Regions from separate parts of the Homo sapiens genome. Here region 1 is linked to region 2. Evidence: chromatin loops called from intact Hi-C (ENCODE). Cell type or tissue: endothelial cell of umbilical vein. All regions are shown on one strand. Links, peaks and the distances in the headings refer to the core of each region. The heading gives the core; the rest is flanking DNA.

Region 1 (16,805 bases), core at 4,562-12,561, 410 kb before region 2:
TTTGAAGATGGATCTCTTGCTCCAGGCTAAACCGCAGCTCTCAGAGTGGAATGTCATAATATATGTGAGATGCCCTGTGAAGTGCTTGCCATAGGACTTAAACAGATGTTTGCTTCAACCCTCTTCTCTGTCTCTCCCTCTGTCACCAGAAGAAGAGGTCCATCTTAGTTTTTGCCTTTGGGTTATGCTTTTGTTTTTTATATATCTCTTTTTAAAATGGAACCTATTTCTTTAGGGTATCAATGGAACAGAGTTAATCACTGAAAAAGTACAGTTATATAATCAGCTAAATAGGGCTGAATGTAAGGCTTCTGGTGATGCACACTGTATTTATCTGGGTAAGCTAAAGTTGTAGAAACAAGAGAGAAACTGAATTAAAGAACACAGCAGCTTATTTCTCTTTCCTGTGGTAGTCAGAGGTGAATGTTCTAATCTGGTGGGGAGTGCTGCTCCACTTGGTCATTTTGGGATTCAGGTGCCTTCTGGTGTGCTGTTCTGCCATCCTTTAGGGCCTTGGAATCATCTTAGTTGAAGCTGATAGCAGCCATGGATGGGTTCTAGCTAGAAAGGTAGGAAAAGACAGCAAGGAGAAAGCAGACCCACCGTGGGCTCAGAAGTAGCACACATCACTTCCAGTTTGGTTCCATTGGCAATAACTTAGTCATATGACTGCACCTGCTACAGGGGACACTGGGGAATGTGGTCTGCTTAGACAGCCATGTAACTTGCTATAATTCAATTACAATGGAGGAAGAATATATTTTATTAAATGGCTAGCAGTTTCTGCCACACACTTCTAAGTTGCATTAACTTTCCTTAAACATTTTACTAGCTCACAATTAGTTTATAAAAATTAAATATTGCTAAAAAGATTCTAACTGGTCTTACATTTCTTTGGTATGATTTATTCTCTCAAAGTTATTATGCACTTAGTTTTACATAAAAATATTACAGTGGACATTAAATCAATTTATGTCATTTCAAATTAGCTTTCAATACTTATAAAATTATATATTTCTACATTGGAGTCATTCTTATGTATGTATTCTTCTTTCTCACTTAACGTTATTTCATGTACACATTTTCTTCTAATTTTGCCACTCCATAGAATTGCCTTTAATATCATAAAATAGTGTTCCATTACCTTTATGGCTGCATATTTTCGGATATTGATTTGTTTCTTTTTGTATCTTCCCTTTTCATTCCTCCAATTCAAGCAGGTAGCCTGCACTCCCTTGCTGCCCCAGAGAGATGTATGTCAGGTGGAGAGCAGAAGCAATGTATAGTCTTCTGGACTTTGTTTCCAGAAGCCTAAGCCCATACTGGAACTTGGAATGTTTACTGAAGTTATGTAAGTGTCCAGGGGATTTGCCAAAGACAAAAAGAAAGTAAGAAAGTATTTCTGCGAGTATAATTTCCCAAGGCCAAAAAGGAGGCCAGAGGATGGGAGAGAGGTGGAGAAAGAGGCCTGTGGGTCCCTGAGTAATGGGGATCCAGTCCTACTTGATGGCAACAGAGGTGGGGAGATGGAAAGCAGAGACAGCTCAGGCCTTGGCAAGGGTCTGGATGGCCCAAGAGCGCCATGGAGCAGTAGGGCCCTGGGTCCTTACAGGCTGTGCAGACAAATGTCCTGGGACAGAAGGGCCCACCCTATCCCCTGGACATTGCCACTGTATAAGAGTCCTGAAACTTTCTAGGGAGGTGAAAAATTTTCGAGAATGACTGAGATTATATTTTTTGCCTGCTTGGCAGATTTAGATCTCAAAGTCAGAAGTTGAACCGAGTTATAGAAAATAGACATTTCCTGCACATCTAAGTTTGGAAACTGATTTTGATATCTGCTGCTTAAGTGTGGATTGCTTAATCATCCTTTGGCTGTGTCCAGGCTTTTCTTATAAGCTAACAAGGAAATGGGGCCCCCATTCTAAATTTATATGATTGAGTTTTAGAACTTATATCCAGACTTTATATTATATGCTGCTAAATTTAATCTTGTTGGTTTTGACTCATTATTTCCATCTGTGGGAATAATTTTAAAAACTGATTTTATCATCTAGAATATCTATTTCTCTGTTTTGTGTTATTTGCAGAAATGACCAAACGACAGTGCATTCTGTTTTCACTGAAATGGTAACTAGAAATGTAGGGAAGGCCAGGAACAGAGATAGCATGCGGCTGCTGCTGTGGATCCCTTTTCAGTTTTAATATGTATTGCATCCTTTCTGAGTTTTGTTACTCGTTCCATTTGAGTCTACATAACTGTACTCTTATTGAGACTATAGTTCCTTTTTTTCACCACAGATATTGTGTATGATGTTATTTACTGCTTTGGTGATAAACATCTGTTTATTCATCATCTGTTCATATTAAGCCACACATAAGCATTTGTGTGGTGGCAGCAGAGGTGAGTGAAGAACGTACCAATGTAATGCATTGTCCTGAGTGGAATATTTCTTATCCTCATGAGGTCCCCAACGTTCATGGAATCAGTCACATACCGAATGTACTTCATGACACTGCCTGGTGAAGGTTTGCTTTGTAAGGAACAGTTAGAAAACTGCTGAAAATTGTTTTCCCTGGGCGGGGTGGTGGTAGGATTATGGATGATTTTTATTTTTTATATTGTATATTTCTGAAATGTTTGAATTTTATACTTGAATTATATTTATCTATCCATTCATTTATTCATTAAAAAATATACAGGTGTAATGGCTTGTGCCTATAGTCCCAGCTACTTAGGAGGCTGAGGTGGGAGGATTACTTGAACCCAGGAGTTTGAGGCTGCAGTGAGCTATGATCATGCCATTGCACTCCAGCCTGGGTGATAGAGTGAGACCCCATCTCTTAAAAAAAAAGAAACGCAGAACCCCCCAAAATATAATGAAAGATTATATGTGCTGGGCACTTGAGATACAGTGGTGAGCAAAATCAGATATGGTCCATTCCCCCATGGAATTTAGTGTCTAGTGGCCAGATAATAGGGCCTAGAGGCTCATACGTGTTCTGGAATCGGAATGCGTGGATTCAAATTCCAGTCTGCCATTCATTAGCTATTAATCTTGGTCAAGTTCCTTAACTAGTATTCTCCAGTTTTTTCATTTATAAAATGGGGATAATAACTGCAACTCCTCACCTCCTTGCTTAACTGGGTTGTTATGAGAATTAAGTGGAAAAATTTGTAAAACATTTGATGTGGTAGTATGTGGAATACAGTTTTTATTGTGCATGAGTATTAGTGAGGGAGACAGACATTAATTACATGTTCATACAAATACATGTGAAGCAGTAACTGTGACAGGTACTTCATGGAGTGGTTTATGGTGCCAAAGAGGGGGCAAGGGACTACAGCTGGGATTCCGATCTGGTCAGGGACGTGTTCCTAAAGAAGTGGTGAGTGAGCTATGAGTTAATTATCACAAAAACCAATCAAGATGTAAATATCCTTTCTAGAAAAACCCTGGAAAAGATAGGTTGTGAGCAAGGCTGCATAATAGGTTGATTAATTGCCTCTTTGGTAATATCTGCTGGTTGTCTGAGATTTTATGCAGAGTAGTCTTTGGTGGATAGCATGAGAGATATAAGAAGCAGAACATAGCTCAGAAGAAAGGGTCAGAGGGAATAAAGTGAAAGGATCAGGACTCCAGTCTGTTGGTTGCAGTGAGGTGGAGTCCACTTCCATTTGGGCAGGTCAGACACTTCTCATGTGGTTTGATGCAGAAGCTGCAGCTTGATGCTGTCAAGGGGCCTTGGTGTCCTAATTCCAACATCAGGATATTAGACAAAGGCACAGGAGCTACAGATTATTTCTAGGCCAAACGTGTTATTGGGGAGGAAGCTACATTAGCAGTGTCCTCCAAGGGTAACAAAGTGTGCTCTCAGATTACAAATTTATTGGATTTAACAGGATGTTTTCAAAAAAAGGTCTTAGAAGTTTATTAAATTTGGCCAAATTTAAGCAAGCATCTTTATTGTAGGCATTTCAAAAACCTTTACTATGCTAATGGGCATTAGGAATCTCCCAAAGGGAGTTTCTCATGGCTTAAACCATCAGTCCCCTTGGTCATGGGCTATCACGGAATGTCTTGCAGGGCTAGTTATGAGAAGCACACACTGGAAAATATCCTCAGATGTTGTCAAGGCTGGCTGTCAGTGGCCCACGGACAAAGAAGGCTATAGCAGGGAGAGCCTGGAAGGACCTGCCAGAAGGAGCAGGGACCGACTAGACCATCGTTAAGACTAGAAACGACCAGGAGAGGGCAGATGCAGAGTGCAGTGAAGACAGGGAGGGGCAACATCTGGGAGGAAAAGTGGGCTCCAGGAAAAACAGAGAACTTATGCCCTGACTCCCAGATGCCATCAATTACAAGTAGACTGCATTGGGCCCCAGGGAACACAGTGCTGGAGGCTATGGGGGCCTCTGCATCTTGTTTCTACTAGGTTTTGTTCATCATCACAAGCAACACAGAGCTCACATTTTGGGGAATGATGGGCAGAATAAAGCTAAGCCTGCTCCTTTTCTATCACGTTTTCCAGGTTCTCAAAGCTATCAAATCAAGAGTTTTCCTGAGATATAGTGCCCAAGGGTTTAAGATTCCCATTATTCTGAAAGTGAGAGTGTTCTGGTCTCTGACTTAATGTTTATGAGTCCTTAGGTGTTACTGATACTGATTTCCTCATCGCCAGCTCCTGGGTCTGGACTCTTGGCCTCATTTAATACTGGTGTAAAGCTGCCTCACAATACTTCAAGTACCTTGGACTCCTATTTTTGATTTTAGTTTTCTACTTCCATTTTCTGATTATAAAAGTAACAAATATTCATTGCCTGAAAGTTCATAAAAATGTAACATCGAGGCAAAAAATACCCATAATCTTACCAGTGAGAGACAAGCAGTGTTGGTAGATAGCCATCTGGTACTTTCTCTCTGATTTTATTTTTTCATAAATCAAGATTATTTGTGATTCAATTTTGTATCCTGCTTCCCTCCCACTTAATCTTATGCCATGCCTTTTTCTATGTTATTCAAGAGTCTTTAGAAACATAATTTTTAGTGGCTGCCTCATATGTTAAAGATGGAAGTATTGTAATTTACTTAGCTGTTCAATTTCCTCTTAACCATATTTGTTCTTTTCCTAATCTGAATGTCTTTCTTTTTGGTGAAGACAGGGGCTGTTAAGGACTCTTGTTTCTTATTCATATATTACTATTACACAGTTTTTCTCAAGAAGTGGGCTCATTCCTTCCATTTTCATTGATTTATTGAGCATGGTTAGCCTTCGTGTTGTCTTAGCATTTTCTCCTAAGCTTTAGCTCACGGTGCTATTTAACTTTCCTGTCCTAATCTTACCGATGCTACTCACTTGCCCTTCATTCTATCTTTGGTACATGCCCTTTCAAAACATCAATCTATTAGAAATTTCCCTGTATAGAAGCTTGGGATAGTTCCAGTTGGTGCTGAGACACATACTTCTTTGAATAGTTCTGCCTAACCAGCTGAAACTTTCAGTAATTTGCCATGTTACTACTCAAAGTGTTGGGAAATTCAATTTTTGGCCTCTCTTCCTGGCTTGTAGACAGCCCCTTCTCATTTTGTCTTCATGTGGCCTTTTTTCTATGCTTGAGGAGAGAGAGAGAGAGAGAGAGAGAGAGAGAGAGAGAGAGAGGAGGCGGAAGGCAGGAGAGGGGAGGAGAGGGGAGAAGAGGAGAAGGGAGAGGAGAGAGAAGAGATCTGGTGTCTCTTCTCCTTCTTATAGTCACCAGTCCTGTTGGATTAGGGCCCCACCCCTATGACCTTTAAAGAGTTAATTATCTCTTTATTTTATAAATTTAAAAAATTTTATTTTTGAGACTGTCTTGCTCTGTCACCCAGGCTGGAGTGCAGTGGCACACTCTTGGCTCACTGCAACCTCCACCTCCCAGGTTCAAGTGATTCTCCTGCCCAGCCTCTCGAGTAGCTGGGATTATAGGCGTGCACTCCCACGCTCAACTAATTTTTGTATTTTTAGTGGAGACGGGGTTTCACCATGTTGGCCAGGCTGGTCTCGAACTCCTGACCTCAAGTGATCTGCCCACCTCAGCCTCCCAAAGTGCTGTGATCACAGGTGTGAGCCACTGCATCTGGCCTGCTGGGTCATATGGAAATTCTATTTTTAATTTCTTTAGGAACCTCCATACTGTTTTCCACAATGGCTGCATCAATCTACATTATCACCAACAGTGTACAAGAGTCCCCCCGCCCTTTTTTCATACCTTCTCCAATATTTGTTATCTCTTGACTTTTTGATAATAGCCATCTGAGAAGGTGTGAGGTGATATCTCATAGCGGCTTTGATTTACATTTCCCAGATGATTAATTATATTGAGCACCTTTCATATACTTTTTGGCCACTTCAATGTCTTCTTTGGTGAAATATGTATTCAGGTCCGTTGCCCATTTAAAAAATTGGGTTATTTGTTTTTGTGCTATTGAGTTGTATGAGTTCTTCATAAATTTTGGATATTAACTCCTTATCAGATATATGGTTTGCAAACATTTATCCCAATCTGTAGGTTGCCATTTCATTCCGTTGATTGTCTTCTTTACTGTTCAGCTTTCTAATCTGATGTAGCACCATTTATTTATTTTTGCTTTTGTAACCTTTTTTGAACTTTTGGAGTTATATATTTAAAAAAACAATTATTGCTGAAGTCAGTGTCAAGGGGCTTTTCCCTTACGACCTCTTTTAGGAGCTGTATGTTTTCAGGTGTTTGCGAATAGGGGAGAGAGACTGAACTCAATTTTTCTGAAACAAAAGGTAGGAGAGTTTTTAAACACAGAGTGAGCTAGCAGAAAAGTATTGGTGGACATTGGGGATGGGGGAATTGTCAATGTGATTAGGTCATCACATTGTGTCTGCAAATAGTTGCTTATCAAGTTAGGCTCCCATGCTCCCACAGAGACTGAGAGATAGGAGCTCTGTCCTTTCTTGATGATTGTGTTTCAAAAGGATGACTCCCAGGTCCTTGAGAAAGGCATTCCTGGGTTGTGAAACTGGCAGGAGGCTGGGAGAAGATTTACATCTCTAAGGGGCAGAGAAAGAATTTATAATTGCAAATTTTCTAAAGTAAATGCTCCAAGGAAAGGGAAGTCAGGGGCTATAGTCAGGAGGAAATCTGTCTAAAGTTGAGTAGAGCTGAAGGGACTGTTAAGGACTTCTTGGTCAGTGTGTGTGTGTGTGTGTGTGTGTGTGTGTGTGTGTGTGTGTTTCTTTTCAACTGACAAGGCTCAATAAAAATTAACAGAGGCCTTTCCTCTTCAGGGCTCATCTGTTGCATTTCTGGGGTTCTGTTGGATGTTAGAGGGTGGGTGGATGGCCCCATGGAGCAGATGGGAGGCAGCAGGGTGAGGAGGCCAGGAGAAACATTCCTAGGTGGAAAGCCTCTGGGATTATGATGGGTCTCTATGTAAACTGCCCGTGCTTTGATTCTCTTCCTCCAGTAAAAAAAAAAAAAAAAAAAAAAAAAAAAAAAAAAAAAAAAAAAAAAAAAAAATTTAGTTCTTAAATAAATTACACATTTTGTAATTACAAAAAACAAAAATAAACAGATAATTAATTAAATAATAAATGAAAGAAGTGCAAAAATCATCCCCTTCCCAAATCCCTGCATGATGTGAGTTTAAAAATCAACTGCATACAGGTACCCACCTCCAAGCTCTCCCTCCCTCTTTATAAACAGCGCTGGAAATATCCAGGAGACCTGGCAAAAAATCGAATTTTGCCATACAAATAAACAATAAGCTTCTTCTGCCTGTGAGAACCTGCCATCCTAAAGCACAAAGGAACCAGGCCGGGACAGATGCACACAGACTCCATGCAGTCGCGGGGGCGTTCAGGAGCATTTTCCGTCTACTGATGCTTGAGGGACTGGGCCGGCTGGGCCCGGTGCGCGCAAAGGTGTAGTGCAGGGATGCCAGGTGGGCGTGCTGTCGGCAAGGAGCCCGTAATGGTTGTAGTTAAATTGGGGAAGTGATGAAGGCTAATTAAAAAGCACTTAGGCTTGGAAAACAGGAAGCAGAACTCCGCGGCGGGGAGGCGACAGCGTGGCCGGCCCGGCGCCAGCAAGAGTCAGACTGCTGGGAGGGTGGGGGCCTCGCCAGCATGGGCGCCGGGCCAGCGCTCCCAGCCTGCACCGCCGTGCGCAACGGCGACCCCTGGGCAGGGGCGGAAACGCCCGGCTCTGCAGCCTGCCCAGCGCCGCGCTGCTGCTGGTTTCCTCTTCCTTGCAGATTGTGTTCAAACCCATTGCTAATTGTGTCAGTAAACAACAGACACAATTTTCTCTTTGCAGAGAGGTTGGGCAGCGGCGTTTGAACGTTGAGCAAAGCCTTTCCATTCACCTGTAAAATAGAATCAAAGGCTGGACGCCGTGGCTTACGCCTGTAATCCCAACACTTTGGGAGGCCAAGGTGGGAGGATCGCTTGAGCCTAGGAGTTCGGCCTTGGCAACATAGCAAGACTCATTTTCTATAATACAAAAAAATAAAAAAATTGGCCGTGTGGGCTGGCTCGCACCTGTGGTTCCAGCTGCTCGGGAGGCCAAGGTGGGAGGATCAGCTGAGCCCTGGAGGTGGAGGCTGCAGTGAGCCGAGATCCCACTAATGTACTCCAGCCTGGGCGACAGAGCTGAGGTAGGATTAGAGGTGGTGGTGTCAGAAGCTGTTGAATGATGGTGATGGGGGCGATCACAAAATTCTGACTCTTTGATTCTGAGTTTGGTTAGTATGCTAGCTTTTATTTTTCAGGTCTGATTAGTAGCTGAGTGTGTGCCAACTGATTTCCAGACGCTGACATCCTGTTTCATTAGCTTTTTTTTTTTTTTTTTTTTTTTTTTTTGAGACGGAGTCTCGCTCTATCGCCCAGGCTGGAGTGTGTGGCGCAATGCAACCTCTCTCTCCCGGGTTTAAGTGATTCTCCTGCGTCAGCCTTCCGGTAGCTGGGACTGCAGGTCCGCACCACCACGCTGGGCAAATTTTTGTATTTTCAGTAGAGACGGGGTTTCGCCATGTTGGCCAGGCTGGTCTTGAACTCGTGGTCTCAAGTGATCCGCCCACCTCAGCCTCCCAAAGTGCTGGGATTACAGGTGTGAGCCACCGCGCCCGGCCTCCAGTAGGTGTTTTGAGGTTTAGGGTGCTGAGTTATGAACTACTAGACTAGTGGGATGCCCTCTTCCTTGGGCACCTTGGAAAATGCTGTCATTGCTAGGTAATTAGAGAATCTACTTGACCAAATTCTCTGTACAAGGCCCAGTCAAAATGATCATATTCTAGTTTTTATGAATACACCAGTGAATTTTAATCTTGTCAAGCAAACAAAAAACAAACGTATTTTTGGGGTATCAACTACATTTCTTTACTAAAAGCTCTGAAGTTAAAGATAAGCAAGCCTTGATTTTCCACTGGGAAAGCCATTTGGAAATTTACCATTTACATACATGTAGCATCTCGTTGGACAGAGATATAAACCCTGATGTACTTTCAGAAATCCTGTAATACTGTAAAAATGCTGTAAAGACCACGGAGAACATTAAACATACGAATCCAGAAAGTGAAAGTAGATTATGAGGCAGACTTTTAATAAGCATATATTCAAGTAATCTACATGAGGGCAGAGTTTTTGCCCATTGAATTCCCTGCTTTATCCCTAAGTGGGTCTGGAACAATGTCTGGTACGCAAAAGGAATTCAATTAACATTTTTTGAGTAAGTGAACGAAGTCTGTGCTTATCTCTAAGGTAGTTACTTAAGATGCAAGAATCTTATTTCAATAATGGTGTTATCGTTCAAACTATTTTTCAGAAGGAACTTTTCTTTAGGAATTTCCTTTAATACTAGTCCCATTCCTTTACAGCCATATTTTGATTTTTACATCAAATCAATGCATTCTGAGTGAAAGAGTTTACGTGTATTATTTATCAGACATAGAGCCAAATCACTTTCTCAGTTCATTCTCAGAGGCTGAATTTACCATCCTGAAGGTTATTAAAGAATGCCATAGGCGCTAAAGGCAGGTCTTCAAGAGGCATGCCAAAATGTTTGCATTAATAAAGCTTCATTGCAAAAAGTGTCTAACTTCCTGAGATGAATACCTTGAAAGGAATAGAGCTCATCTGATTTTTTCTTGTGTGTTTGATAGAAAATCAATTCCATTACTCATATTTATATTATACTCCTGGAAAGAGCTTAAGTGCTTTTGATTGAGTAAAGAAAGAGGGATAAGGATTGTTTATTCTTTACCACTACTCTTCCAAAGATTTTAAGCTAGCTGAGAATAGAAGCTATTTCTTCCTATTGATTAAATTTCCATTCTCTTATCATTTTATCCATTCCTATTCACTTCCAGAAATTTCAGAATCTTTTATTTCCCCATGCTTTAGAAGTATGTTATATATTTTAAATTTTTTATTTCATATTTAAAAATATTTTGTAGTCTATTTAGATTAAAGAGAGCAGATTCAACATATAGCTATAATCCAAATTCTACTATAATGAAAGTAAATGTTTTTTTTTCCCCAGGCATTTCAGTTTCAAACTGTGTATCACTTATGAAAATATGCGTAAAACATACATGTAGAAACGTAATGAATTGTCATAAAATAAATCCTATGTAACCATGATCTAAATTAAGAAAATGTACATTATCAGTATCTTGGAAGTTCTCCTGGCTGCCCGTTCCTAATGAAAGCTCACTCCCTCTCCACTAAAGATAACCAGTATCTTCTTATTTTTGGTGGTGATTACTTTGTTGTACTTTTCCATCCAAGTAGGCATCTATTAACACCATGGATTACTTTTGCTTATTTTTGAACTTTACAGAATTACGCATAAGGTATATCAGAGATTCCTTTCTATCAGCATCATGCTTATATGATTTATCCATGTTATTTCTCTTCCTTGCTTAGAATTCCATTGTATAAAAGTTGACAACAGTTGATCTGTTCTACTACTGATGAACATTTGGATTGTTTCCAGGTTTTGGTTATTGTGATGTGTGATGCTATGATAGGAACACTTTAGTAGGTGTCTCCTTGTACACATGTGCCTGTATTCCTGTTAGTATATAGCTAGGAGTGGAATTGCTGGCTCATAGGGTATGCAATTTAGACTCCTAACAACACCATAAGACAGTTTCTCTTATTCTGTACCCTTGACAACAGTGGGTATTTTCAGTCTTTAAGATTTTTATATTCTTATGGATCCTGCACATTTGTTCTTCCTTTTCAAAGCTGTTTTCGCTCTTCAGGTCATTTGCATTTCTATATGAGATTTAGGATAGGTTTATCAATTTATACAAAAATATCCTGCTGCAATTTTGAATAGGCATGCAATTAATTTGTAAGTCACTTTTGGGACAATTAACATTTATTATTGCCATGTATTTTTCTTTTACTTATGTTATAAACTGCATTATACATAGTTATTAGTTTTGTTTAATCAGTCAATTATTTAAAAATATTTATTATTTATTTGCATCAAGATATAATGTACATACTGTAAAATGCATCATTTTAAAATGTATATTTCAGTGGTTTTTAGTATGTTCGTTAGGTTGTGTAATCATCACCACTGTCTAACTCTAGAACATTTTCATCACCCCAAAAAGGAACCCCATACCTATTAGGGTCACTAATTATCTTTTAAAGAGATATAAAAAAAATTATATTTACTAGTATAGGTAACTCTTTCAGTGCTGTTCTTTTGTGTAGATTCATATTTGCATCTGGTATTATTTACCTTCTGCCTGAAGCAAATCCATGAACATTTCTTGTAATGTGTGTCTGCTCGTGATAAATCTACTCAGCTATTTTACTTTAATTTGTGAAGGCTGTCTTCACTCGGTACAGAATTCTAGGTTAATAATTTTTTCTTTTAGTACTTTTTAAAATATTGATGCACTGTCTTCTTGCCTTGCTCACATTCTTTCCAAAGAGAAATCTGCGGTCAGTCTTAGCTTCGTACGTAAAATATCTTTTAAAAAATCTGACTGCTTTATTTTATTATTTTTTTCTTTTGGAGAGGAAGCCTCACTCTTGTCCCCCAGGCTGGAGTGTGATGGCGCGATCTCGGCTCACTGCAACCTCCGCCTCCCAGGTTCAAGCGATTCTCCTGCCTCAGCCTCCTGAGTAGCTGGGATTACAGGCTCCTGCCACCACGCCCGGCTAATTTTTTTGTATTTTTAGTAGGGACGGGGTTTCACCGTGTTGGCCAGGCTGGTCTCGAACTCCTGACCTCAGGTGATCCGCCCGCCTCGGCCTCCCAAAGTGCTGGGATTACAGGTGTGAGACACCACGCCCAGCCCTTATAAATATTATTGAGCTTTGTTCTGGGATGCAATTAAGTTACTGGAAACAGTTGATCCTTTCAAACTTTGGGCATTTTTTAGGCAGGGACAGATTGGCATTTAGTATAGGACAAGTTATTTTCCATTATTGAGGCAAAATCCTTTTGAGTTCTCTACCCAATGCTGTGTCTACTAAGAGGTTTTCAGTTTGACTCATGGGCACAGACACTATTCTGGCCTGTGTGTGAACACTGAATACTGTTTCCTCTAAGCCTTTTGGATGGTTCTTTCCTTGGCCTTGGGTAGTGTCCTTTCATATGTCTGCTGATCGCTACTTTGCTGAATACTATGTAGAAAAGGACCCTCTGCAGATCTCTGGGATTATCTTCGTTCAACTCTTTCTTTTCTGACCCTGTAAACCCTGTTTGTCCTGTTCTCCCTGGGCTCTAAGCTCCATTTCCTCAACTAGAGCAGTCCTCTGGGCTCTGCCTGGCTTTCACCTCCCTGTTCTGTGGTCTACAGACTAAATTCAGGCAATGATAGATGTATCATATTTGATTTTTATCTCTCAGAGACTACTCTTCTTTGTCTGATGTCAACTTTTTTGCAAGCTCCTTTTTCATATACTTTGTCTTTTTATTGTTATATTTGTCTCCTTATTCTTTTAGATTTTCTACATATGCAGTCATATTGATTGTATAAAATAAAAGCTTATTTCTTTCTTTGCAATAGGTAGGTCTTTTATCTCCTGGCTCCACTGCAGTGGTTAGCACCTCCTGTATAATGTTTAATAAAAATATCTGTAATAGGTATATTTGTCTCATTTGCATCTTAAAGGGACTGCTTTCAACATTTTACCATTTGATATGGTGGATATTGTTGTTTTTGATAAGTAGGTTTAAGATTAGGAGCATTCCCTTCTATTTCGAGTTTGCAAAGATGTGTATGTGTCTGTGTGTGTGTTAAGTTGTAAATGGATGTTGACTATAATCAAATGCTTTTAATGCAGCTATTGAGATAATGAAATGATATTTCTCCTTTATTAACATGGTGAATTACACTGATTTTTTGGAATAGTAAACCAACCTTATATTCCTGGGATAAATTCAACTGGTCTATGGGGTGTATTTTTCTTTATAAAAAGTTGCTGATTTGGTTAGCTAATAGTTTGCTAAAGGTTTTAACATATGTGTTAAATTGGCCTGTCATTTTCTTTTCACATAATGTCCTTCCTTGTCAGTTTTTTGTAGTAAGGAAAAGCTAGCTACATAATTGTTCTGTTTTTTAAAAAATTTTCTGAAGGAGTTTGTTTAAAATTGGCATTATTTCTTTCCTAAATATTTAGGAGAATTTGCTGTTTGGTCAGGCATTTTTGCTTTTTTGGGAGAGCAAGGGGAAGGTTTAAAATGCAGATTCCATTTTTAAAATATAAGATTGCTTTGCTTTCTATCCTTCTTGTTTCAGTTACAATAGATAAGTTGTTTTTCTAAGATTTGTACATTTTATATAAATTTTCTAACTTATTGGCATAAAGTAGTGCATAATTTCCTTTTGTTATCTTTTTTATACCTAGGTAACATTTGTAGTGATGACTCTCTTTCTATTCTGATATTTGTTATTTGTATATTTTTTAAAATTAATCAGTCTCACTGGTTTTTGCTCAATCTTATTATATTAGTTCTTTTAGTACCAACTTTTTGCTTTGTGGATCTTCTCTACTGGTTATTTCTTTTCTACTTCATTAATTTCTGCTCTTATATTTATGATTCCTTTCCTTCTGTTATCTTGGTTTTATTTTCTGCTTTTAGGCTTGTTGAGATGGAAGCTTACTTGATTTTTAGTTTTTCTTCTTTTCTAAATATGTGTTTAAGATTATATTCCCTCTGAACTCAGCTTTAGTTGCATCCCACAAATTTTGGCAAATGGTATTTTTTTTTGTTATCATTCAGCTAAAAATCTACTCTAACTTCATTGTGATTTTTTCCCTTTTACTTATGAGTTATTTAGATGTTTATTACTTAATTTCCATATATTAGGTAATTTTCTGTTTTTTTTATTGATTTCAAGCTTAATTGCACTGTAATCAGAGAACAAACTCAGTATGATATCAGTGCTTTGAAATTTTTTTAGACTTGCTTTACCGCTCAGCATATAGACAAGTTTTGCAGATGATTTGTGTTTTTCAAAGGATTATTTGTTTCACAGTTGTTGGGTGCAGTTTTCAATAAATGTGCATTTGGGCAAATTACAGTCTTCACATTTATTTCATCTTTCTTGATTTCGTGTGGTGTTTCAAAATCACTACTGTGAGTGTAGATTTATATTTCTCCTTGTAGTTTTGTCAAGTTTTGCTTTAAAATTTTTGAGGTAATGTTACATGCATACAAATAGGGAACTGTTTGTCTTTCTGGTGAGTTGATTCTTTTAGAATAAAGTATACCATTTATTTCTATTTTTTCTTTAATAAGCTAACATCAACTTTCTTTGGATTAGTTTTTGCATTGTATTTATTTCACCTCCTTTCGCTCTTTCTGTATTCTTGCAGTTCAGATATATATTGCTTATACTTTTTTTAAAATTCAAATTTGAAAATATTCATCTTTAATTGTAGAACTTATTCATAGACATTTATTGTAATTATTCATGTACTTGGGTTAAAAAACACTTTAGTTTGAACATTTTAGTGTGTGCTTTCTATTTGCCCTACCTCTTTTTTGTCCCTCTTTTTTTCTCTTTTTTTGTCTTTCTTTAGGTTCATATTCTCCCTCTAGTTTGGAAGCTACATATTGTTTTATTAGTCTTTTATTACATATTACAACATACAAGCTTAGATTATAAGAGTCTAATGCTAATTGTTGCTCTTACTCTTTTCTCAGATAATACAAGAAGTTTAGGTCACTTTAACTTTAGTTTTATCAACTTGTCTTCTATTGTTGTCATGAATTAATGCTTCATATATTTGAAACTGTAGAAGACATTATTATGTTTTACAACAGTTTTTATAGTCAGTGTTCACTTGGATATATAAATGTGTTTACCATTTTTTCCAGTTTGCTATTTGTCTTTTAACATTTTTAATAGTATTTTTAAATCTTAGAAATGTTTAATTTTGTTATTGGCTGAATCAGTCATTTTCTTTAGGCCTCTGAGTCTTGCTTGGGAAGGTTTTCCCACACTGAGATTACAGAAATACTGCCCGTATTCTTATTTTTAATATTTAGACTTTTAATTCATCCAGATTTGTTTTCCTTTGTGGTGTGAAAGTAAGGATCTGACTTAACATTTTCCAGGTGGTTAGCAAAATGGCTCAGCCCTAGTAATTGACTATCCTCTTCTTTTGACCTGCAATACAACTTTATTATATAATCATTTCCTTTTAAACATGGGCCTTCTATTTTCTTGCCCCTACTATTTTACTTACCATGATATGCAATAATTAATATGGAACTACTGTGTGACAAAAACATTGTCTTGTAGTCTATAAGGATGGGTCATTATAGTTGAATAGGAATCTGATGGTTTTGGTGTTTTAATCACCAAACGTATATCCTGATAGAGATAAGCAGCAGAGCTCTCTGGAAAAAACTGTGGTGTAGGTGACAGAGATTGTCCTTTCTCCTTTCTTCTGAACAGCTTTCTAGATCTCTGGGGTTCCAGGGTCTTCAAGTAATCCCAGGCTACACAGGGCTCTTCCCCAGACCAGTTCTCTTAGAGCAATGTCTGTTTCTCTGAATCTATTTTTAAATCATTTCTACAAAATTCTACTCTCATAGGGTCTATGTTGGAAATCCTCTGAGAAAATAATTTATACTAGGGCAGTGATGACTGAAGAAGGTTTAATGTAGTCATAGCAAATGTGTGGCGTTATAACAATGGGCCTCCTCCTGCACCTAAAGTAAGTGGTCATGGTGTACTTTTCTGCTGATCTTGGACTTGACCTGAGAACTCGTTCCAAAACAACACTCCAGGATTCCTTAAAATTTCATCAGAATTTTCATGTGGGTTGGAATTAGTGTTCCACCCCTAGAATAATGTTTAATTTTCCCAGGAGAAACAGGCACTGAAGAAATGGGCTGTGATGGTGGCTCTGTTAGTTTCCCAAGGCTGCCACAACAAAGTCCCAAAGACTGCATGGTTTCAAACAACAGGAATGTGTTGACTCACAGTCTGGATGCCAGAAGTCCAAGACCGAGGTGTCTGCAGGGCCATGCTGTCTCAGGGATAATCTTTCCTTGGCTCTTGTAGCTTCTGGTGTTTGCTGGGAATCCTTGGTGTTTTTTGACTGGTAGATGCATCACTCTAGTCATAGGGCTGTCTTCTCCCTGTGTGTCTTCGCACTCTCTTCCCTCTGTGTGTGTTCACATTTCCCATTTTTATAAGGAAATCAGTCATATAGGATTCGGGCCCACTTTAATGACCTCATTTTAACCTGATGACATTTGTAAAGACACGGTTTCCAAAATAGTCACATTCTAAGGGACTGCAACATGA
Region 2 (16,805 bases), core at 4,259-12,258:
AGTATTGTAGATCTGCCATGGAAGTCTTATGCCGTTGTTCTAAAAGTATAATAGATAAATAGTGAGAATGAAAGACCCATTTCAACTCTTGATAGCACCAAAAGCATAAAGACAGACACAGGTTGCTTCTTCTCCTTGAGGTAATTGTTGGAACATGGCATGGCATTACACCGTGATCTGGGCAACCTGTCTGAACCAGTCAGAAGTGGAGAGAAGGAAAGAGAGTGGGCATCAGAACATTAGGTCCAGAAGAGGATATGATCAGCACAGTTGAAGCCAGAGAGAAGGAAAATGTCAGATTTCATGGAATAGCAACAAAAGAGTTTGAGATCACATATGACACATACCCTGAGGACACTCAGAATCTTCTGGAAGGATTTTGAGGAGTGATTTGAGGAACTCCCACAAAAACATAGGAAGAGTAGAGTCAGGAAAATAGTTTTATAACTGCCTAAGGTTGGCATTTTCTAAGATAACTGGGCAACTGTTATTTGTGACTTATAATGAATAATAGATATTAATTCACTGTGGCCAGAAGGTGCATATATCTTTTATCCTAGTAGTACCTTATAAAATGTAAAAGAATAAACACTTTTTGCATAAATGCATAAATGTGTGTGTCTGATGCTAGATATTAGGGATATCATCTTTTAAAAAAAGGAAGTTGCATGATTATGGTAGCACTAAAGTGCTCTTGAATTAGTTGGTCTCCTAATACTATTTGGTGTAACCAAATTTAACTCAATATCTCATCTAGGACAATATGGCCATGGAAAGAGGACTGTGCAAACACGTTTCCTTCAGCTTATAAAGGGAATGAGAAATGAGTGTAATACAGACAGTAATTTGGTACACTTGGAAATCCAGAAATTCACACACACACACACAAACACACACACACGTGCACATGCATGCACACTCCTCTTGAATATATACCAGCCCTAGAAAGCTCAGTCCTTTTCAGCTTGGCGATGCCACTGGTATCCAGCACCCCAGGAAGTCACTTTCTCTGAATGCTCCTGGCTAAAATGCGGAGATTCTGCAAATTACTTCTGTAATGGGCAATGGAGAGGAAAAAGTGGATGAAATTCAACATAGGAAAAGCCAATTTGAGTACTATAAAATGTTTTCTAATGATGGAGTCTATTAGGTCTTGAAATAATCTCAGCAGGAGAATGTGAAGGCTGTAGCAAAAAAAAAGGACTTAAAAAACTGCAATAAAAATTTTGATTTAAACTGTCAATAGGGCAAATGTCTGCAGCAGATGAAAGGCAGGACCTTCAGAACATTACCAGGGTTATAACACTTTTTGAAAACTTATGTGTTAAAGAATAAAACCTTACAATTTACTGCTGTGTGCCGGAAAGTAAAGGAAACTGTAGTTTCAAAGAACTGTTATTTTCTTTCTATAAGAAAAATCAGTTTAATCTTCAAAAATATGTTTTCTCAACACAAACAATGCGAGGCAGGATGGTCTGGAGCTAAAAAGCAGTGGATGTGAGTCTGCCGTAATTAGAGTTTGTCTAATATCTCATGTTTTTAAAAACAACTCAAGAATTTTTGAGTTTCCACAATGAATGGAAGTTTTGCTGATGACCACACAGTGGGCAGACCTAAGTCCTGCTGTTGCTCTATTAAGAATTTGGCTCTTTCCTTTCTAGGTTTTACAAGCAATGTGTTCATATACATAAATAACCACAATCTCATTTGTAAAGAGAAAATAAAGAAAAAGTTTATGTACAGAGTGCACTGTGGAGACTTCACATAAGCCCTGGAGGGTCCTCTGAGACTTTCATTTCTTTCTTTCACAAAAGCAGAAGATGAAGTTTAAGTGCCTTCCTGTGTATTTAATTTAAAGATACCAGCCACTCTATTGTTCAGAACTAAGTCCTAAAAACAAAAACAAAAACAAAAACAAAAACAAACAAACAAAAAACCCCCCAAAAACGGCTCCTTATTCCTCAGACACCATCCATGCATGAGGTGATGAACATTTTAGGATTTTAGAAGTAGGCACTACTGTAATCTATTTCACAGAATTTACTACCCTTTTTGCTAAATGGCTACAGAGAATTGATGAAGTTCATGCCGTCTCTTTTAAAGCTATTGAAACTCTTCAGTTGTGAAAATAGCCTAATGAAAGTAGCCTCTTTATCCTCCTCCTGCACTTGCAGACTGGTCTGGAATGAATATCTCACATAGGTAGGCATAGCCTCAATGTGTTTTGGGGGCTATTTGGGTGGAAATAGAAAAACCTCAGAGTGAGACAGAATCAGTCTAGAGGTAAACAGGCTGCAAATGCTGGCAGCTGTGCCGTTACAAATAAGCCTGCATTCCCCACTGTCGTCTCACTTATCAATTTTGACAGGTGACTGTCTTGGCTCCTTAGAACATTTATCAAGGAGGACACATTGTGCTGAATGTCAAGCTTGCCCAAATGACTTTGGTCAGTGGTTGGCTATAAAGAAAATTTGGCTCATAACCACTTGTCACGCATGGGAAAGATAACAGTTGACTTAAATAATGTGTGCTTATTTTAAAAAGCCCTTATTTACTTATTTGACTCAATCCTCTTCTATTCTCAACGTTCTAGTTATTTTCATATCCCAACTGGTCTATAAAAATTGGCCCCTCATTTATTGCTTTTCTTTGGGTTTTGTTCCTGCAAATTCCTACAAAAATGGGTCTATCTGGAATGCTAATCTGACCTCCATCACACTTCTTCTAATATGGAATTGCTGTCCCATTACCTGTAGCGTAAAGTCCAAGTTTCTCATTATGAAAAGGCTTTTCCTTATATGGTCCTGCCCATGGTCCAGTCATGTCTTTCTTCACTTCTTGTAACATAATTCTCCTGTTAGACTGACCTATTTGCATTTCCTGGAACCTCCTGTGCTTGTCAGTGCCTTCACCTTTCCATTTGCTCTTGCCTTAAATGTCTGCCTGGTCAAAATTCTGCTCAGGTATCATTTCCTCACTGCCCATTTCCCAAAGAGTCAGCCACTGACTTCTCTGTACCACATCTGTATTTTATTATTGTGAATGTCTCACGGTAGTGTAATTATATATGTCTTCCCGTTTCCACATCTACATCTAACAGAAGACAGTGCCTTATTTATTTTGGCTTACCAATGTTCAGCATTGAACCTGAAACTGTATTGCTCAAAAATATTTATTGCTGAACTTAATTGGGTCACTATGGCTTTCAGATAGCTGAAAGGAAAGCATCAGTATATTACAGTAGAAGTGGAAGTCATTTCAAAATCTTTGGATGTAAGAGCAAAATTTAGTAAAATATCAAAAAAATTTAACACTGTGTATTTAATTACATATTATGGGAATACCATGATCTGTGTTTGTATGCATAAGAATTAGACTGTGAAGCAGCAAAATTTTATATCTTTGACTACTTATGTGCATAAAGTTGTAAAACTAAGAACTGAGACAAATGTCTGATAGTAGGGTGTGTGAAACTTAAAAAGCAGTGAAAAACAAGTATTTTATAAATATTTTGCAAAAATTTCTTCAATTTGTGTTTATGTTTAATAACAACATTAATTTATTTTGTCAGGACTTTCCTTATGCTCCACATTCCAACAATTACCATCATGTTTTAAAATAAGCAAGGCAACTCTTCGTGCATTGGAAATTATGAGAAATCCTTGGAAAATGAAAAGCAGAAGGGATTATGTTAAAGCCTTAAGCTAAGGCAAGATCAAATGAGAACCAAGAGGTTTATTCTCCAGCACTTGTGAACCAGAGAGTCTCTGAGCTTGGAGATTCCAGACAAATGGGATGAAGGGGTGCCATGCACACTGAGGATTCCTGCAGCCCCATCCTCCCTGCCAGCTCAGAATGCCAAGAGCCACAGGTCAGCTCTCTTAAGCCTCCCCATAGCTCTAAGACATATGGTTTTAGTAGCCCCACATTTAGATACAGGAAACTAGCTTTAGTCCAGATAGAGCTGTCCTAGAATTGGAAGGAAGGGCAGTGTGGTATTATGGAGGCAAAGGAGAAAGAGCCTCTCAGGAACATGCAATGGCCAAGTACACCAGGTGTTGTTGAGATTATAAGGTAGTGGAAGGTAGGACTGGATTTGGTCTTTCAACTATTTCTCATCATCCTCAAATCAGATTTCAATGGGTTGAGAAATAAATGAGATTTTTTAAAAATGGCAGAGAATCAAAGTACTATTTTACGATGTTTGGGAAAAGGGACAATAGAGAATATGAAAGTCAAATATACAAATGGGCTTAATTTGAATTTTTTTTTTTGATGAAGGACACTTGAATATATTCAGACCTACTATGTTTCTCAGAGCATTCTTCCTTGTGCATGGCTCTGAATCATGTTTCAAGTGCTTGTACTCGGACCCTATCATCCACAAGGTATGGAGTTTCTTTTCCATTTTTTCCTTTCTTCATAAATATTCTCTACTATAGGTGATGAAATTGAGACTTACAATGGTTAAATGATGGAATAGAGATATATAACAAATCTACGTAGATCTGTCTATACCTATATCTATCTTACATATCTATATTCCATCATTTATATGGTTTCATATGTGTATATGTGGCATATACTTACACTATGAGTTTATATATACATACATATATATTTACATATATTTCACATATGTGTCAGCCATGATATTACATGTTCTTATATATTATCTCATATAATCCTATGAAGTATGTATTATTAATATTATCTTTTCACAGGTAAAGAACCTGAGTGTCAGAGACGTCTCACAAGTACTAAGCAGTGAAGCTTGATTTGAGTTCACTTCAGGCTGATTCCAGAAATAGTGAAATATAATTCCTCCTCAAATAAGCGATACAATTAGACCTCTAGTTTGTTGGTAATAAAATTTTGAAAGTCTGTCTTTGGCCTTTTTCTCTCCCCTGGGACTCTCTCATCCAGGCCTGGTATCTCCCTGAGTGCTGTATTGCAATAGCGGCCCACTCAGCATCTTTATATGCATGTCTAAGAGGTCTCTGAAACCCAATGTGCCCTAAAACTCCTGATTTTTGCCTCCTAATTCCCCACACCACACTTTCCCTCCCTCAGTTTTCCTCCTTTTAGGAAATAGCTATCTAATAGCTCAACTTCAAAAATGAAGAAGCTGCTTTCAACTCCTTTGTTTTCCTTATTCCCATAATTAGTCAATCAGCAATAATGTCTGTCATGTTTCAAAAATATTCACTGGCTTCTCTTCCCTTCTACTAACTGACCAAATCACCATCTGCTCTCACCTGAATTAACACAATCACCTCTTACTTACCACCTTTCTCTGTGTCCTTACCAAACTTGACAGTGTATTCGCCAAAAGGCAGCCAAAGTTATATTTTTAAAATAGAAATTAAAATAAAATAAAATATAAAAATAGAAATCATGCTGTTTCCTTCTTAAATCCCTCTAATATCCTTTTATTTCACTTATAATAAAATCCATAAGCCTTATGATTTGCAAGGTCCTGAATTATCGGGCCTGTAATTCTCCCCTGTCTTCTATAAACACCATTCCAACAACTCTGGCCTTTTTCTTTGCGTAGTACATTGAGCTCCTTCTTTCCTAAGGGACTCTGAACTCTATACTTTCCCTTTCTGTAGATGAGCATCTGCTCTGGAGCCAGGCTACCACAATGTGAATACCAGCTCCTCCATTAACCCACTATGAACAGTTCTTGACCTTTTCTCTGCCTCAGTTCTTTCATATGTAAAATGGGAATAGTTATAATACCTGTCTCATACTGTTGTAGTAAAGCTTAAATGAGTTAATATGCCATTGGGATTTTGATAGGAATTGCATTGAATCTGTAGATCACTTTTGGGTAGTACAGACATTCTAAGAATATTAATTCTTCCAGTCCAGGAACATGAGATGTCTTTCCATTTGTCTGTGTCTGCTTTAATTTATTTCAATATTATTTTATGCATTTCAGGGTACAAGTTATTTGCCTCCTTGGCTATACTTATTCCTAAGTATTTTATCTTTAATGCTGTTGTGAATGAAATTGTTTTCTTAATTTCCTTTTCAGACAGTTCCTTGTTAGTGTACAGAAGTGCAACTAATTTTTATATGTTGATTTTGTATCCTGCAACTTTACTAAATATGTTTATGGCATAGGTTGTGGTGATGATTTCATAAGTGTATACTTCTCTCCAAGCTCATCAAGCTGTACACATTAAACATGCACAGATTTTATATGTTCATACCTCTATAAAGTGGCTTAAAAATGAGTACATGAGTCAATATACACTAGTACTTTCCAGCAAGGGATAGTTGTTGTTATTGGTGAAGATTATTATTCCTTTTGATCTTTGTGTGGGTGGTTCTTTCTTTCAGTTTTCAGCTTTCAGAGATGCCTTCTTTGGCTATTCTGTCTGTACTTGTCCCATACTGGAATTTCACACTATTTTCTTCCTAACACTATCTTCATCTGAGATTTTCTTACTTCTCTTAATTTTTATTGCTTCTTTCCATTTTGAATACAAACTCCAGGAGAGCAGTGGCACCATGTTGTTGCCCCCTGTGTTCCCAGTACCTGAGACAGTCTCTAATACGAACTAGGTGCTTAATAAATATTTGCTGAGCAATGTGTGAAGTCACAGGCTCCAACTAACACTTAAAGGCTGACATTCTTAGCTCTGAACTCCACTGAGCTCACTATGTTTGGCTGTAACTCCATGTGTCCATCTACTTTCTAGACGCTTCCACGTGAATGTTCCCATGTCTCAAATTGTCCACAAGCAAACCTATAGCTATGCTCCTTCTCCAGCATTTTCTTCCTCAGTCAACAGCATCTACATGAGAGGGACCTTTCAGCTAATTGGGAAAACTGGCAGCCATTTTTCTCTCAGGGCCACGAAATGATGGCATATATCTGAATATATACATATCTACCATGTATGTGCCAGTCAGGACTACACGTTCTCATATATTATCACATTTAATATTAACAAATATGTATTATTAATACTATCTTCTTTTCACAGATAAGGAACCCGAGGCTCAGAGGGGTCACACAGGACTAAGCACTGGAGTCTGATTTGAGTGCACTTCAGGCTGATTCCAAATATACCTAAATACAACTTCTCTTCCAATAAGAGTGATACAATTAGATGTCTAGTATCTTGGGAATAAAAGTTTTTGAAGGAATGACTTGTAAATTATTGGGCAAGTTATTTATAGGGAAGAGTGAATGAGGACTTAATGAGGGGAATTTATTTCATATAGTTGGAATATGAGCAAAATAATTTGGGGAATAGAAAGTCTTCTAGAATCCTTTTCACATGATTGATCTGATACTAATCAGCTACTGATCATTTTGAATTATAATATTATGAACGTCTATACTTTATTACCATACAGCTATGCACATGTTTAAGACCATTAAGGAAAGTGACAGGAAATGACCCTAAAGCTAATTTCCCAACATCTGAGAGAACGTATGGCTTTCTTTTCTTTTGGCAGACATAAAGAATAGAACCTGCATATAAAACGGCCAGTCCAGTATTGAAGTGGTGATAATGTTAATTCATTTCCTTCTGTAAGAATCAGATAGTAAAACTAATTGAATATTCACATGTGCTGCCACCTATATGAATTAATCTATGTCTGTGAATTAGTTTACCCATCCTACACTCGGTTGTATTGCATGAGAATGCATTCCAAAAAAATATGTTAAGGTGAATAAATCTAAAAGCTCATCATTTGGGAGACTTAGACCTTCAAGTTAACCCAGAAAAAAGTAAGTCATGGAAAGTCTGCTGGTCATGCAAATTATCTGAGTGAGACAAAGAGAAGTTTGGAGTCCCTTTCACTTTCATTTTGGAGGGAGAGATTTTGTTAATTTCTTTGTCTATCAGACAGGAAGTGATTAAATCATTATTAACTAAAAACATTTAGTGATGTCTCCACACAGGGAATCAGTTTTCTTTTGAATTTCCCAACTGCATTGCTCACATGCTCTTAAAGCATATTTACAACCTTTGCTTAAAAGGATTTGTAACTGTCTTTACTTGGCAGATAGCCATGTACAAGTCAAAGGAAGGAAAAATTCTTTAAGGATTATGAACTTCCTGGCTGCAAAAAAGGCTCAACAGCTGTCAGTGGATCCTCTAGTTACTCATAAACATTCCCTTGGAAAAACACTACCCTTCCAACGGCTATTTAGGAGTCTTAGGCCTCTCTCATAAGATAAACCACAGGTAATCACATAATATGTAGGATGTATTAGTTTTAATTTGTTTATAAAAACAAAGTGAAATACTATATCCTCTTGACAATTACACAGTCTAGGAAAGAACACATACTCAATTACATGCCAAAGGGGAAACTGAATAATGAAATACCAATAACAAGCATACAGTCCTTTTAAAATAATAAAAAAATCATTTCTTAAGAGAAAGAAGAAATTCTTGCCCAGCACTTGCCATTAACTAGCTGTGACAGGTGAATATTTAACCTTCACAGGCTTCAGTTTCCTCTGTCAAGTACATCTGATGTGCTTCTATAGCCTCCTTATGGTTCATATGCACCATGTCAAAGTTCTCTTCATTTTAACTCTCTTTGGTCCAAATATGATGTAATCGTTTTTAATCCATATGTGTTTTTCCATTATTTCAAATTTCTATCTCTAATATCTCTTATTGTGCCTTGATTACTAAAGAACTCTATTCATCTTATACAATGTATAACTTTTTTTTCCCAACAAGCTTTCTACAGCAAATTCCTATTTGGTAACTGCTTCTTATAGAATCCTTCATTCCTACTGAGAAGAATCTGGGACTTTAAAAACCTGGTATGCTCAAGAGAGCAAAAAGAGCAAATGGTGTCAATGTGTTTTACAGAATGAAGAAAAAGTATCAGATTTAACTTCTAACATTTTGCTACTATTGAAATGTTTTGCTAACAAATAGAAATATGAAAAGAGAATATCTGTAAGAGGGCAAGAACAATGAAATGAAAGCACAGGCAAAAGAATATTTGAGAGACTGGTCAATTTTAACTTCGGCTGGTGAATAACTTCTACTGCAGAGCTCCAACTTACAATTAGATTTCGGTTCCAAAACTGTGACTTCTATAATAGCTTGCATCAACACCAAATACAAACATATGTTGCCTTAAATGTCTTATTTTAAGTAATGAAATATGGACATTTAAAATTCAACGATGTCTAGAAGTGCTGTATCTCAGTTCAAGCCAAGTGGTTATCAGCTTTGTGCCTTCATCTTCACATTCTCCTAATCTGTTTCATTTATGATGACTACAGGCGTAGATTATTTGTTGTTGTATTTAAAAATATTACCATCCAGTGCTTCATCTGTAAACATCATTATTACTGCTGACATCTTTCTCTGGGTTTGAAATGAGCCAAAAGATTTATTTGCTCCATCAACACACTTTAAACATGCTACCAGCCAATAATGCGGCTGAGTTAGAGGCTGTGTGTGTGTGTGTGTGTGTGTGTGTGTGTGTGTGTGTGTGTGTCTGTATTTAGGCATGTTTACTGGAAAAGTAAATAATAATTTCAAATTTAAACTACAAAAATATGATCATATTTTCTCTCATATTTAATTTGAAGAACAAAACAACTTTCTGAAAAAGTGAGAGGTATATCCAAAGAGTCTCAGTTCTAAATCCTTTTCGAGATTTATGCTTTAGCTTTGCTAGCCTGCAAGTGTCTTTAAGATTTAGTCATTGCTTCAATCATTCTACCATGTGCAGAGTACTTGGAAGAGAGGGATGCATAAAACAAGGTCAGCCATATTGAAGAAGGTTAGAGACTTTTGGCGGAACCCAAAGTAAGAAAAAACAATAATGGCACATAAGGCAAATGGAAGAGAGGGCAGAGGCCAGAATCTAAGCATTTTTAAAGAAGAATTCAGTACTTCTTTAAGTGAAAAACTGTAACCATATCTTTTGTTTGTCAAATATTTAAGAGTTAAAAAAACTTTTTTGCTTTTGTGTTCTTATTTCTACCTCCGTCATGAAATCAATGGTATAGAACAGTGTGGAGGAAGAGAAGAGGGGATATTCTAGGCAGAGGAAAGCAAGAACAAAAACAAAAAACCAAGAAAACGTCATCCCTGGGGAACTGCAGGCAGTTTGTGTGTGCAGAAGCACAGCGTTCCCACATCACACTTGGATTAGTGGGAGGTGAGCACAGAGAGGCAGATGGGGGGAAGTGCCTCATGTGCTATGGAGTTTACATTTCATTATATAGGCCTGAGTTTTCCAAACTGGAATGTCAGGGGAGCCAGAAAACTACAATTTAAGCACTTTGCATCTTCCTGGAGTATCAATTTGTGAAAGTGGGTGTGGGGAAACCACAATATATCTACTAAGAGGTAAAACGCAAATTTCAAAAGAAAATGAAGCACAAAACTGGCATGAAATTGTTCTTTAGGCCCTACACCCAGACTTGGTGGGCTAAGACCCCTCACGTTCCTCATTTTTCCTCTATGAAAAGGCATTGAAGAGCATTGGTAGAAGCAATAAAAAAAAAATCACTGAAGAATTTTCAGCAGAGGAGTGACACGATCATTCATAGTAAGAAAGAGATGGAGGTGGCAGAGACTAAGATCAGGAAGACGTGAGGGGACTACTGCTTCAGAGGAATTGGGGATAGGGCCTGGCTGTGAAGATGCACCAGGCTCAACTGAGAACATTTTGTGGATGTTGGAGGTGAGAAGTAGGAAGGAATCAGGGCTGCTGTCAGCTTTCTGGTCTGTGCCACTTTACCTAGAAAGCAAGTTTGTTTTAAGGATTAGAGGTGATCTCTAAAGCACGTAGTTGAGAGCCCAGCAACACCGTAAATGCTCAGAACACAGTAACTCTTAGAATTGTGCAGCTGATGAGGCTGTTAAACAGGACAGCATAGAAGAACAAGCAGATTTGGGGCAGAGCATGCTTAATTTAGGAGGCATTTCCTGATTTCATTTAAAATGTCCTTCAACTTTGAAAATTCAAATCTCTTAAAACTTATCTGTTTTTTTTCAACCTTATGCTTATGGACCTATATTTGAATATACAGTTGACATGGAAGTAGGTATACATTACATACTAACTATAATGTTAAGCCCATTTACTATGTTGATGAAACTATATTATTTCCATAAACTGGATATTTATTCCAAGCACCTTTTATTTATTTATATAGAGTTGGGGGTCTTGCTTTGTCACCCAGGCTGGAGCACAGTGGTGTGATCAGAGCTCACTACAGCCTCTAACTCCTGGGATCAATAATCCTCCCACCTCAGTCTCTTGACTAGGTGGGACCACAGATGCATGCCACCATGCCCAGTTAATTATTTTTTTTGTAGATACGGGGTCTCACTACATAGGCCAGACTGGTCTCAAACTCCTGGCCTCAAGCCATGCTCCTTTTAAAATGTGCTTTAAATAAAGGTTATATAATAATAAAGGAAATACGCCCACTTAATACTAATGATACTACTCTCATATATTGCTTGTAAGAATAATTTAATACATCTTTTCTTGGAAAGCAATTTTTTAATAAATATTTATCTGAAGTATTATAAACTATTCTTGTGCATTGATACAATAATTTTACTTTGGGAAAATTTTCTCAGGGAGATAACTCTGAAATGCAGACAAAGACTTATGCATAAAGCAGTTAATTATAGCTCTTAATGATTTAAATAAAATCTGGAAAAATTGCTGAAACCCCCAAAAATGGCAAAATTGCACTCATACAGTGTACATAGAAGAGGAAAACACACACAAAATATAAACTGTGGTTATCTTAGGTGGTACAATTTCCATCATATTTAAAAATTGTATTTTGGATCTGAAATGCATAGATTGGATTTACTGGTTCTCTTTTATTTATATTCAGTTACACTGAACTGGATTATTTAATAGACAGTGAATATTGGTAAATGCAATATGTAACCAGAAACCAGAGTATTATCAATAGCTTATGCCCTTGAAGGAGAAGGAGAACTGTAATCCTAATATAAAACACATCATCTTTAGGATTCCACTCATTCATTTCAGAGACAATGTGATATAGTGAAGAAAAAATTCAAACTAGGATTATTTTCTGTATTTTTAAATTAACAAATATGTATTATATGTAAATAAAGTAATTTATTTTCTAGTTTTTACAGACTGCATCTTCCATTTCAAATTGGTAAATGTATATGAGCTAACTTGCTCTGAATGCTAAAGCTAAAGTCAGAGATAATACGGAGAGGTGTGCTACTTGATACCAGTTGAGATATATGGTTACTACACATAGACCAGTGTGAGGCCATGTGAGTGTGTGGGCTTTCTCTGTAACAACTAAAAAAAAATGTGGGTTGATATGTTTAAACTGTTAGAATACTCGTAAAAGTTTTTAAGGATTTGACCATGAATTTGTCTCACTTTGCTTATATGAGTTACATTCTAGAAATAGATGCAGACCAATCACTCCACAGCCAACACTGGTTGTTCTGTGGAGCACACAGGTGGAATATGATTCATTCAAGAGACAGATCTAGAACTGGGGCCACACTCCTAGTCTGTTTCCTTCCACTCTATTTTATTGCCTCTGAAAAGAATATTAGAATCTTTAATATGAATTTTGCTTTATATTGTAAAAGACAGCTCTCCTTTTTCTGCCACTATGAAAACAGTTTTTGAAAGCAGAATAGAAGTCACTGGAAAATATGATTTGATATGCAAATATGCACCTTAAACACAACCTTTCACAGACACCTTTCAGTAATGCAAGGAAATCCTCTGAATGTGTATCATAAGTATCTTCAAACAAAAATTGAATGTCGGCATTTTGATAAAAGTCATATATGTAGTATAAGGAATCTTTATTTTATATCTAGATCCCTGGTAAAATAAATGTGCCCATGCTTACCTGGTTTAATAACCAACTTGGAAGGTTCAATTTACTTTTCATTGTTTTCTTAGGAAATAAGGTTTAGTGTTGTCACAATCAGTGAGGCAAAAGACAGATTTGCTTCTTATTTGTTTTATGAAATTACATGAACAAATTAATAGCAATACTAATCTTGTTTCGTTCAGTAAGAAATCGGAAAGAATTATAATACTGTGGTAACTGTTGCCAACTTTGTGGCATTTTTCTTTCTAGTCACAATGCAAGACTTACAAGAAAATAAAAAGGAATCTCAATTTAGGGAAATCATGCAATTTAATAAACTTAAGTATTCAATTTAAGAAATTCTGCTTGGAATGTTAGGATTATACAACATGTGATTATGAAGTATCTGTCTCAACTAAAGTTCAATAAGTATAAAAGCAGGACAACCACACAATGTATTGTCTAGGATACTTTCGAAAGTAAAAAAAAAAAAAGCTGCTATTCATAATGAGCCATACATCAAGACTGTTTAGGGCAAACCAGGATGTATAGGTACCCTAACAGACCAGAACCCCCGTCATTCTTTAACTACATAAATTAGCATGTCTATCTACCAGGGTTCACCAGCTTACGCATTTGTGGTAAAACACGCATATGTTCCTTGGTAAAATAGAAACAATAAAAATCCCAATTTTCTTCCTTTACAAACTGGCTCAGGTATACACTTAAATCCATTTCCTCTAATTACTAGACAAATTGATATCCTATGAAAAAAGACTTTCTTACTTTATTTCAAATTGTTATTCTCCATCAGCCTTCTTCTCCTCTCCCCCAATTTAGCACTTTGTACTTGTTTTGGGGACTTATAAAATAAGAATAGTAGCAGCAATGTTTATTCATTCATCACACAAATACTACTGAGGACTCACTGTGTGCCAGGGCATGTGCTGGGCCCTCCTGGTGATGTGCAGATAATTACAAGTGGTCACTTCTATTATGAAAGACTATCCATTTAGAAGAATAGACAAGTACATAAATGACTATAGCCTGGGGCATAATCTAAACGACAGAAAATATTTACAGAATGCGGTGTGGGAGTTCAGTGGTGGGAAAGATTGCGGTACATGGCAGGAGGACATCATGGAATGCTTCTGATGGAGTGATGCTTGACTCTTGTCTTTGAATGATAGCAGAGATTGTCAGAAAAGCATTCCAGAGGCACAGCAGCCCATGAGCAAAGGCACAAAGAAAGGAAAGCACACAGCTTCCTCTGAGTATTGTTGTGCTGTGGAGTTTGACCCCAAGGTGCTGGAAAGGTGAGGTGGTGAGAGGGTTCCAAGGACCCTCAATGCCAGGCAGAGGATTTCAGAATTAATTCAAGGAACAGAGTCATACAAGATGATAAACAAAGGAGTAAACCAATGAGAGTCACACTTGAGAAGGTTTGATCTGGCAGTGGTGAATAGGACAGCCTGCAAAGACTAGGGACTGGCTACAAGACACCAAAAACTAGCCTAAAGGTAGAACATTGTTGGAAACAAAGGGAAGGCAGCAGTGATAAGGAGAAACATGCCACAGAGCATCTGGAAATACTAGCTCCGATATATGATCACTTATTGGTTTGGCCTACATGACTAAGATTCTCATCTGAAATATTTGAGAAAATGGTGGTGACATTAATAGGCTCCTCAGTGAACCAACTCCAGACTGACAGAATACCATCTTATCTTTAATGCTCAGGTAATAAAAAATTTTCACACTTCATCCAGATCAGTTTTCAATTCAGTAAATTTCCCAAAGGAACGGCACTTATGAAGGTGATTTTTTTAATGGATTATTTTACTGCCCCAGTAGTAAGTGATATAAAATTATTTTAGCTATTTCATTAATGATTCTAAAATGTGACTAACAAGCGGAAGAAAAGGGACTAAGTGGAAGACATTCAGTGAGTTAAACAAATCTAAATATGCTACTCTTTTATACTCTATACACTATTTTCTCGTTTATCTACTTCAACATACAGATAACATATGGTCTCTTTATCAATTATGTTTCATACCCATCATGTTTCTTCCATCACTGGCTTTCAAACTCTTTGATAGGTTTGCCTCTCTCAAGATCAGAGATGGACAGAGCCATCTCTGAATGGACAGAGACAGCCCCCGCTGGCTAGTGGGGGAAGCGCTTATTTCCCTGTCTGTTGCAGTGCTTCTCACATATGCTGATTGAGCCCTTGTTCAACAAGTAATAAAGGGGGTACAAGTGTTTGTTAGAGAACATGCCAAATTTATACCAAATATGAGATTCTATGATTTTATAAGGTGGCCAGTAAAGATAAATTTTCATGGAGACCATTAGCTTTCTACTACATTACTTATGTCTCCCTATTTTTCACCCTCTTTGCCCTTTCCTTACAAGTGTTTGAGACAAAAATGGCATTAGGATTAAAACTCCTGACTCCAAGAACAAATACCTGCTGGAAAGCAAGAGGGCATTTGTTATAACTGGACAGTGGTCCCAAGTTCTTTTCCACTTCCCTTTGTATGGAAAAGAGGAAAGGGACTGAGTGGCTCAGAAGTTGGTCCATGCAGACACCAATGGGAACCCTCATTTATTCCTTCATGAAATATGCGTTGAGCACCCACTGTGAAACAGACCATGTGATACAATGATAAGCAAGGCAGATAAAGCTGCTGCCCTCAGAGCCTTAAGATCCATATAGCTCTATACATGCATCATGCTAGGGACTTGTTTTTTTTTCAACACTGGCTTCACAAATCATGAAGTTGCTCAAAAAATATGATAGAATGTAGTTAATAATTATCCTCTTGTTATTTTTTGAATGAAAATTTCCCTGATTCATGATTCTCTTTTCTTTATGTAAGAGAGAGATTATATACTTAAAGTCTCACAAATATTCAGCACATATTTGCAGGGATCTAGCTCCAGGAAATACATTTTGCAAAATGACACTTCTCAGCACAGCACAAGGATTTACTTATGCCTTGCATAAGGACTGCCAAGAGGAAGCTAATTAATATGCTAAGTGCTCACTCCTATTTATAGACACTGGTCCAAGTTTGGTTTTCGGTTAACATGTACATAGAACTCTGACATATATTTATCCTCTCTTTTCCACTTTTAATACCTCTTCAAGCAAAGTTCTAAATTTTTTTGGCTTACGTTTTTATGATATTGGACGCATAAAGGGTACTTATTTCAGCCTTTTGTATATGTTTCTTTGCCTGATCATTGAGGGAGAAGTAAAAATGATTTCAAGTGATATTTCTAAGTGATAAAAATCTGCAGGCACAGAACTGTTGCTTGTCTTGACTAACATGATGTTTTATACTATCTAAATTTTTCGTGTATTGGTTTCTGACCCCTCTATCAGCATTAGCATTGACTTTTGAGAGTTAACAGCAAATGCTGTAGATAATTCAACATCTTCCTTGCACTCAGGCAGTTGCAAACATATCTTTATTAGGAGTTGGGCAAAAAGATCTCTATGTTTCTTAAAACCTTTCCCTTTAAATTATTTCTAGTAGAGGTTGGATTTGAGATCTGCCTCTACTTGCTAAGGGCTATTTATGATTTATTTCAACCTTTAGCTGGCTCTAGGGGGAAAAATGAATAAAGTTGAAACTAAAAGGAGGAGAAGCTTAATCCTTAGTGAAATTCCAGTGGCATGGAACACCCTGACTCTTACGATGGGTGCATTGTTAAATTTGTATATGTTTATTTTTTCTCAAAAATAAAATTAAACTCATTTATCATTTTTAATTAGAGAACAAGTGCCATCATTTTTTAAAGAGAACAAGTTTCAAGCTGTGAGTCTTTTAATGTAGACTGGTCTCTGAGACTTTTCTGAAGCACAATGTGGAAATTTTAAACCCAGTCAAATATTTTTCTTAGGAAATTGGTGATAGGTCATGGTGAGATATGGGTGTCA

Evidence for each region. A loop is a pair of places that touch in the nucleus more often than their neighbours do. Peaks named below come from ENCODE experiments on the same cell type or tissue, not always from the same donor. Only the 100,000 strongest peaks of a DNase experiment are listed, where the experiment ranks them.
Region 1: a loop joins it to region 2, with 13 times the contacts of the local background. A loop is called at or near these places in 2 of 110 quality-filtered maps.

What each region holds. Positions count from the first base shown.
Region 1 is chr12:41,923,983-41,940,787 of GRCh38, reverse strand. No RefSeq gene overlaps it. Among named protein-coding and RNA genes, the nearest start is that of LINC02400, 170 kb to the right of the region's middle. In endothelial cell of umbilical vein, for the core only: no CTCF peak of the experiment used is centred there; a DNase peak (open chromatin) is centred at 8,097; H3K4me3 peaks cover 902 bases; H3K27ac peaks cover 711 bases.
Region 2 is chr12:41,513,313-41,530,117 of GRCh38, reverse strand. All of the region lies in intron 5 of PDZRN4 (PDZ domain containing ring finger 4), which reads right to left. Among named protein-coding and RNA genes, the nearest start is that of PDZRN4-AS1, 110 kb to the right of the region's middle. In endothelial cell of umbilical vein, for the core only: no CTCF peak of the experiment used is centred there; a DNase peak (open chromatin) is centred at 8,047; H3K4me3 peaks cover 211 bases; H3K27ac peaks cover 2,193 bases.